2 separate regions of the Homo sapiens genome follow, and region 1 is linked to region 2. Evidence: chromatin loops called from intact Hi-C (ENCODE). Cell type or tissue: gastrocnemius medialis. All regions are shown on one strand. Links, peaks and the distances in the headings refer to the core of each region. The heading gives the core; the rest is flanking DNA. Region 1 overlaps PANK1 (pantothenate kinase 1). Region 2 has its middle 17 kb from the start of KIF20B.

Region 1 (4,400 bases), core at 202-4,201, 75 kb after region 2:
ATGGACATCGGTGGAACGCTGGTTAAATTGGTGTATTTCGAGCCGAAGGATATTACAGCCGAAGAGGAGCAAGAGGAAGTGGAGAACCTGAAGAGCATCCGGAAGTATTTGACTTCTAATACTGCTTATGGGAAAACTGGGATCCGAGACGTCCACCTGGAACTGAAAAACCTGACCATGTGTGGACGCAAAGGGAACCTGCACTTCATCCGCTTTCCCAGCTGTGCTATGCACAGGTTCATTCAGATGGGCAGCGAGAAGAACTTCTCTAGCCTTCACACCACCCTCTGTGCCACAGGAGGCGGGGCTTTCAAATTCGAAGAGGACTTCAGAATGGTAGGTCGGGTTTGTCTTTGTTAAAACATCAAAACCTCTCACATGTCCATAATCATGGCCACTCATACCGAAGAACCATACTACTAGCCTTGGGACTCTGGACAAGCTTATGTCACCGCTCTGTGCCTCAGTTTTCTCACCTATACAAGAATAAAAACAGCTTCTACCTCATAGGGTTGTTACATGTAGGATTAAATGAGATAATATGTACCTGGCACTTAGTAAGTGCTCAATATAGTTATCATCATCATTTCAATTACAATTATTGCTGGGTAATACGCTAAAGACAAGATGCTAAAATCCCTTCTGAAGTATTTCAGTTAGAATTGACCACAGACTTTTACTATATAATCGTGATGCCAACTTTATGCATATATAAACAGAGACCCATGGGAAGGCTTCTATGAATCCTACCAAAAATGATTACTTCTATCTACCCATTTGCTCTCAAGTGCCTTTTTTCAGCATATGAATGCCATTCAGAAGTTTTGCTCACAAACAAAAATGAAATCTGTAATATTACTTATCAGTGAATTCCTTCATTAATGAATACCATTTAGGGAGTATAATTTTATATAGTAAGGATAATGCTGTATCCTGACTGGCAGTACTTACAAACTGTACGTTGCTCATTTAGATTTAACAAATGAAGCTAAATGGAAGATACGGATAAGTAACATGCAGTCCAATGTTTCTCTCTTTTTTTTTTAGCATTCCCTTAACATCTGTGCATTCCAATTTCTTCATTTTCTACAGTCAATATAATAATCTCTGTACTGTGTAGTCTTCATTTTATAAAGTGAGAAGAAAGTGAAACAATAGATGTAGATATATCTTGGAAAGGAAGGGAAGCTAGATAAACAAAAGTGATTGAACATGGAAGAAGGAAGGGTTGGGAGATTTTAGGATTAGTTTTACTAGAAAGTTGAACATATAGTGAGGTAAGTCATAAAATACGTATTCTCAAAGCCTGTAGTACAAATTACTGCCATTTTGTGCAGAACTAACATAATCCAGTCTTGCTATAAAGTCTGTCATTAATGAATACATTAATCAATCAGTGCACATTCATGGTATTTAATAAAGCTATAAATGCAAATTTTACTTGTGCCATCAAAAGTAACCCCATTTACCTCATTGATTATAGTAAGTTTCTGTAAGGGCAGGCAACAGAGTCCTAGAATAGTATCCTAAGTGAGACTAATTATCTTCAGTTTTTGTTTTTTTTTTTCTTCTATGTCCCCTCCTATTACCCAGCAGTAGAGTTTGACTTGCCACTTACTTAAATGACCCACAGAATCCTTTTCTCACCAAAGAGGCTCATGATCAAAGAGTTTTAAAACTGAGATGTTTGAGATCCATGGGCTTGAGAACTAAGTTTCAGTCCATAATGGAAAAACCATTGAACCTGAACTCCAGTCCTGTTTCTACATTTCATCAGCTGGGTGACTAGGCAAGACCTGTCCCTTCTCTGGGCCTCATTTTGTCATCTGCAAAGAGGTGGGAGTAAGACTTCAGAACTGAAAGTGACCTCTGGAGGTGAGAAAGTATAGCCTTCTTGTGCTACGTAGATAAGAAACTAAAGCTGCCAGAGAGATCAAAAGCTTCTAGCAGTGTCACCTAGGTAAGAGCTGGGACTTGGACTCAATTCTGATTCAGAAGGAAATGCTGATCCACTCTCATTGCTCTGAGCTCCTCAGGTCCCTCAAGGATGCCCTATCTGTCCATTTCCACTGGAGAGCCTGAAGTGAACCAAGGTGACCCAGAGGATTGATGCAACCTCTGTCAATGCCTCCATCTCTCCCCTGGGGTAACGTATACCCTGGGAGAAAGTTACTCAATATGTGTTGGCCATGAGCAGGTGTATTTCTCAAGGTTCTAAGTTGAGAAAAGTCACATCTCATTACAACCAAGATAAAGAAGCCTTTCCTCCTTTGGACAGGCTTTTGAAGCCTAATGAATAGACTGGAGTAGGGAGCAAGTATGTAACATTTGCTAAATAGTCTGGCCAGGTTGGGCATCCATCTGTGAAAGAAGAGTCTATGAACTGCCTTCTGTATCCAGGCTGAGTCTCAGCCAAAGTGAAGACAGAATTGAAACAGATAGATCTTTTCCTATAGCCCATTTGATGTTATGTTAGTGATGTGCCTGAGTCTTTCCAAAGTTATGAGGATGAATAGGTGTTATCCTCCTTCCTAAGCATTCATTCACTCACTCAGGCACTTTCAGTGCACCAAGTACTGTTATGAACAAAATAAATCCCCTGCTCACCATGAGCTTGTATTCTAGTGGGGGAAGACAATCAATAATCAATTTAAAAAGTGAATATAGAGTCAGGCGAAAGTGGCTCACACCTGTAATCCCAGCACTTTGGAAGGTTGAGGCGGGTGGATTGCTTGAGGCCAGGGGTTTGAACCAGCCTGGCCAACATGGTGTAACCCTGTCTCTACTAAAAATACAAAAATAAGCCAGGTGAGGTGGCGCACGCCTGTAATCCCAGCTACTCAGGAGGCTGAGGCACGAGAACCTCTTGAACCCAGGAGATCAAGGTTACAGTGAGCCGAGATCGTGCCATTGCACTCCAGCCTGGGTGACAGAGTAAGACTCTGTCTCAAAAAAGAAAGTGAATATGGAATATATCAGATGGTGATAATTACTATGAATGGAGGGAAAAAACCAGGGCAAAGAAGATAGGGAGTGCTGGCAGGGTCTTTGTGTGACTAGGCAATGTTGGAGCAGAGACCTGAAGAAGACAGCAAATCATGCAAAGAAAGAGTGTGTTAGGCAGATGGAGCAGTGAGTGCTAAGGCCCTTAGTGTCCTAATAATCCAAGCTCTCCTCATTTCTAGAATAGAAAATCGAAGATGCTAACTTAATTGTAAAGGATCAATATATACTACTGTACGTATTAAAACAATTTGACAAATCATACAGAAGTACATCTACATACCTATAAAGTCCTGTTATTGTTATTGTATAAAATCACTGTTTTTGGTATAACACAACTTTGCAGATAGGAGTTTGAAAAATCCATCTGTGTGATTTATTTGAGCGATTAGGGCTAGGTAAAAGATGTACAACAGACCCCGAATAGTAAGCACTTGTTATATTTGAATAGTATTTTTAAAAAATATATAGTATATGTACTTGAATCCTTAGATAATGTAACTATTCTTCATTCCATTTAAAATGTACAAGAAAGAACTATAAACCATGACACAATCATTAAATTAGACCTGTGTAGAATACTCTCAGTTGAACAGGTCTGCACTTTGTTCCTCCTTTTTCTTTCCTTCTTTTTTTCTTCCCACCATCCCTCCCCTCCTTCTTTCCTTTCTTGTTTTCTTTTTTAACATTTTAGGATTGGCCAGACGCGGTGGCTCACGCCTGTAATCCCAGCACTTTGGGGGGCCGAGGTGGGTGGATCACGAGGTCAGGAGATCGAGACCATCCTGGCTAACACGGTGAAACCCCGCCTCTACTAAAAATACAAAAAATCAGCCGGGCGTGGTCGCGGGCGCCTGTAGTCCCAGCTGCTTGGGAGGCTGAGGCAGGAGAATGGCGTGAACCCAGGAGGCAGAGCTTGCAGTAAGCTGAGATGGCAACACTGCACTCCAGCCGGGGCGACGAGGCCAGACTCCACCTCAAAAAAAAAAAAAAAAAAAGTTTAGGATCATTGTCATAACCAAATTTTTGACTGGCAAAAACTAGCCTTCAAAATCAATGAGTTATCAAAATGGAACACAGAAGAAAAACTTAGCCTAACTTCAAATAGACTAAGATGTTGATAAGCCAATGAGGAACTCCCACCATTTAAAAAGTGGCTTTCAAGATGGAGAACTCTGCATGGCTGTGCACCAAGGCTCTGTAGGTTTCAGTGAATTTTGTGTTTATTCCCAGTGTCTATATTCTGTGGGTTTTGTTTTAAATAACCAAGCAGAATATTTTATGTACAGATTCTAGTATTTTTATTCCCAACCACACTTCCTAACTTCAACAACCGTATTCTCAAGAATGCAAGGTATTTTTAACATCAGAAAATTTATTTTTAAAAAGTCATTAAT
Region 2 (4,400 bases), core at 203-4,202:
AATAGCTCATGGGCCCTTTCACTGGCAGTTTTATTTCTTTGATTGATAATAAGGTATTTTAAGGCTGGGCACAGTGGCTCACACCTGTAATCCCAGCAGTTTGGGAGGCCGAGGCGGGCGGATCATGCGGTCAGGAGTTGGTGACCAGCCTGGCCAACATGGTGAAACCCTGTCTCTACTAAAAATATAAAAATTAGCTGGGCATGGTGGTGCGTGCCTATATTCCCAGCTACTGGGGAGTGGGGCAGAAGAATGGCTTGAACCCAGGAGGTGGAGGTTGCAGTGAGCCGAGATTGTGCCACTGCACTCCAGCCTGGGTGACAAGTAAGACTCTGTATCAAAAAAAAAAAAGTATTTTATTCTGTTATTCTTCGTATATTCCCTCTCTTGTCCATTCCCACCATTCTCTCCTTCTGGAACTCCTCTGCAATTTTCATCAAATTTGTGGTGATTCTTGGTTGCGTCCTTAGGTTTACATTTTTAGTACCTGCTGATCTGCCTGTCTGTCTGTCTGTGAGTGCTTATCTGTGTATTGTGTTCTGCTTCCTGTGGTTACAGAGGCGAGGTAGGACATACCACCAAGCTAAGGGGGTCATCAGCTCATCTTCTGGGCATGGGAACCCCCACTTTCTTTTGGTGGTATATGCCCACTGAGTACTCCCGGCTTGTAATACACAAGTGTTCTCATTCACCGGGTATTGCTTTTGCTGCTTGCTGCATAGCACAAGTGGAAGGATGAAGGGAGGAACAGCCTAATTGTTCCTACTATTGTAACATTACAAAAATCACACTGAATATTGATTCGGGACTGCCTCTTGGTCCCCATATCTGCTTTGCCCAAGCTTGGAAAGGAAGAAACCTGGGCAAATATGTATTTGTTTATATTATCAACTTGATCCAATACTTCTGTAGAAGTGTTCAAACATTTTTAACAGATATACTACTTTTCAAACAAAATGTTATGTAGAGGATCAATATATTAGGTAAGAGCAAAACTGATCTGCTTGAAGCAGAGGAGGCAGCCCTGAACATGAACCGCTGGTCTCCCCTCTGTTCACTGCAGCTCCTGAGACCCTCCATGGAATCCTAGAACTCTGCAGGGCAGTTTAAAAACCACTGATAGGTTCTTAAGAAGTGGTAGTTATCATTATTATTACTATGAAAATGTTGCCCCTCATCCTTCCCTAGCCCAAGGCCAGCTATAAGCCCCGATACCAGCTTCTGCCGTTTGTCCTGCCAGTCCCATCTTGCAGAGAGAATGATAGAAAAGCCTGGGCACAGTGGCTCACGCCTGTAATCCCAACACTTTGGGAGGCCAAGGCAGGTGGATCACTTGAGGTCAGGAGTTCAAGACCAGCCTGGCCAACATGGTGAGACCCTGTCTCTACTAAAAATACAAAAATTAGTCAGGCGAGGTGGCGGGCACCTGTAATCCCAGCTACTCTGGAGGATGGAGCACCAGAAACGCTTAAACCCAGGAGGCAGAGGTTGCAGTGAGCTGAGATCGTGCCACTGCACTGTTGCGTGGGCAACAGAGCGAGACTCTGTCTCTCAAAAAAAAAAAAAAAAAAAGAATAAACAACTGAGCTTCTACTAAATATGCCTAAGCACCATCCCAGGAACTTACATGCTACCTCACTTAAGCCTCACAATGACCTATGAGGCAAGTGTTTTTATCTACAGGATAAGATGAAAAAATAGAGGCTCAAACAAGCATAGCAGAAATACATACAAATTCAAATGTGTAAGAAATGTACAGATATTTTATTTTCTTAAGTTTAATTAAAATCAACTACTAGCATGATTACATTGGAATGGCAGGAAATGACATCTCAGCCATTTGAGGGCTTCCCTCACAAGACATGACTCAGGATTCTAGGATCTTGCCCAATGTGCCAAAGCATGGAGAGTGCCTGTCCTGTCATCTCTCTTCCGTCTGCATGAGTATCTGCGGGATGCCCAGAAAAGCTTACTCTAGATGGGGCTGCTCCATGGCTTCTGTCTGACCTACAATGCCAAAAATATTTGAGAGGTTAGGAGAACACAGTATCTCAAGCTATACCTCAACACATAGCCCTCCTGTCTGAGCTTTCTCTTCTGGCCACTATACCAAGGGTATTCAAGATCACAGGAATCCTGTCATCCTCACACACCCCCTTTTTAGTGATAGGGAGGTATTTGTCTCATCCTTCTTGTTGCTCTCAACGTGTCTTTCTCCTCTTCTGGGAACACCTAGCAGAATCTAGAAGAGTTTGAACCATTACATAATAAAAGCTTCTCCATGATAACTTCTGCTTTCCTTGTGCAAAAAAACCTTGGGGGAAGAAAATACCAAGAGTCTCGCCTAGAAAAAAGGTAGTGAGCACAGGATATGGAGAATATGAAGAATTATTTATCTCAATACACCTTCCTGCCACAAAAATTAATCCAATGCCCCCACAGTAGTATGAGGCAGAACTAAAATTCAAAATCACTCCTTCAGTTATGCACACTACCTAAATAGAAAACTCATGTGAAGGTTGAGCTCCAGCTGTCGCTGGGCAGGTGCTCCTAGACAGGGAAAAGCAGCAGCTGCAGATTCTAGCTGAGAGCTGCCCTGTGACCACTCTGATTGAGATCACGGTTGGGCAAGATACACACACTTGAGTCTTCGGGTTTGCAGTTCAAACCTAGAGCTGTCTCATCTACAGCAGGACATTCAATCATCTTACACGAGATAAATGCAGTGTTTCCGAAGGACAGAATCTAAATTATTCTGATCTTGGAATTTCCACATAGTTCATGGTTATGTAAAGATGTGCTTGCCAGAAGCACAATGACAGCACTATTAAAGAGCACTTAAATGGAAGAAGTTTAGGCACCTTCTCAAATTGTAATATTAATACTTGCACAGGGGTTAGGGGCGCCAACCCCCTACACAGTCAAAAATCCACACAAAACTTTTGACTCCCCCAAAATTTAACTACTAATAGCCTACTGTTGACTGCCTTACTGATAACATAAACACTTGATTAATACATATCTTGTATGTTGTATATATACAAACGTACAAAATATATACTGTATTCTTACAATAAAGTAAGCTAGAGAAAATAAAATATTAAGAAAATCACAAGGAAGAAATGTATTTACTATTTATTAAGTGGAACTGGATCATCATAAAGGTCTTCACCTTCATCATCTTTACACCGAGCAAGCTGAAGAGGAGGAGGAGGAGGAGAGGTTGGTCTTGCTGTCCCAGGGGCAGCAGAGATGGAATAAAATCCACATATAAGTGGACCCAAACAATTCAAACTCATGTTGTTTAAGCGTCTACTGTATATCCCTTTGAACAATAATTTTCATATTTCCAGGTAGAAGACTTATTTTAATACTGTTTCAAACAATCAAGAAGCTCATTTTGTTCTAAATTAACTTTTTTGCAGTATAATATGAATTTGTTCTTACTCAGAAACAAAATTTTAAATAGCAAAGGAGTCAAGTCATTGAGAAAACAGAGCCACTTAATTTTAAATCTGTCTTTATTTTTGTTTACAGTAGTATTTTTATATTGACCTCAACTAATAAAAACACATTAAAAATAAAAAATGCAGGATGGAGGAGGTGATGTGGGTCCTCTGAACAGCCAAAAGAGAAGTAATAAAGTTGAGGTTTTCATAAGTGAGCCTTTGGACCCACAGTATTTTGTTTACCCCAGTCCATTTTTTTCTCTCAGTAAACATTTTAGATTTGTTATGGGGTATGACAAAAAACAAAGCAAAGGTAGAAAGAATAACTCTCCAAAGACACACCACCCAAAGACTACCACTGTTAATATTTTGATCTATTAAATATATTTCTTTTGGAGTCTTTTCCTACTTTTTTTTTTTTTTTTTTTTGTCTTTTTGAGACAGAGTCTCGCTCTGTCACCAAGGCTGGAGTGCAGTGGTGCAATCTCAACTCACTGCAACCTCCACCTCCTGGGTTCAAGCGATTCTCCTGCCTCAGCCTCCCAAGTAGCTAGTATTACTAATTTTTTGTATTTTTAGTAGAGAAGGGGTTTCACCGTGTTAGCCAGGATGGTCTCGATCTCCTGACCTCATGGTCTGCCAGCCTCGGCCTCCCAAAGTGCTTGGATTACAGGTGTAAGCCACCGCATTGGTCCCTCCTATATATATTTTCAAATATTGACTATTGTTAATATTGTCTGTTTCCTTTTTTCTTCTTCTTTTTTAAGATGAAGTCTCCCTCTGTTGCCCAGGCCAGAGTGCAGTGGCATGATCTCAGCTCACTGCAACCTCTGCCTCCCAGGTTCAAGTGATTCTCATGCCTCAGCCTCCCCAATAGCTGAGATGACAGGTGGGCACCACCATGCCTGGCTAATTTTTGTATTTTTAGTAGAGACAGCGTTTCACCATGTT

The links. Peaks named below come from ENCODE experiments on the same cell type or tissue, not always from the same donor. Only the 100,000 strongest peaks of a DNase experiment are listed, where the experiment ranks them.
Region 1: a loop joins it to region 2, with 2.5 times the contacts of the local background. A loop is called at or near these places in 1 of 110 quality-filtered maps.

Annotation. Positions count from the first base shown.
Region 1 is chr10:89,607,632-89,612,031 of GRCh38, reverse strand. PANK1 (pantothenate kinase 1) reads left to right here. Exons shown (of 7, transcript NM_148977.3): 2 at 1-336. Among named protein-coding and RNA genes, the nearest start is that of MIR107, 17 kb to the right of the region's middle. In gastrocnemius medialis, for the core only: no CTCF peak of the experiment used is centred there; a DNase peak (open chromatin) is centred at 2,111; H3K27ac peaks cover 1,236 bases.
Region 2 is chr10:89,682,317-89,686,716 of GRCh38, reverse strand. No RefSeq gene overlaps it. Among named protein-coding and RNA genes, the nearest start is that of KIF20B, 17 kb to the left of the region's middle. In gastrocnemius medialis, for the core only: no CTCF peak of the experiment used is centred there; a DNase peak (open chromatin) is centred at 2,558.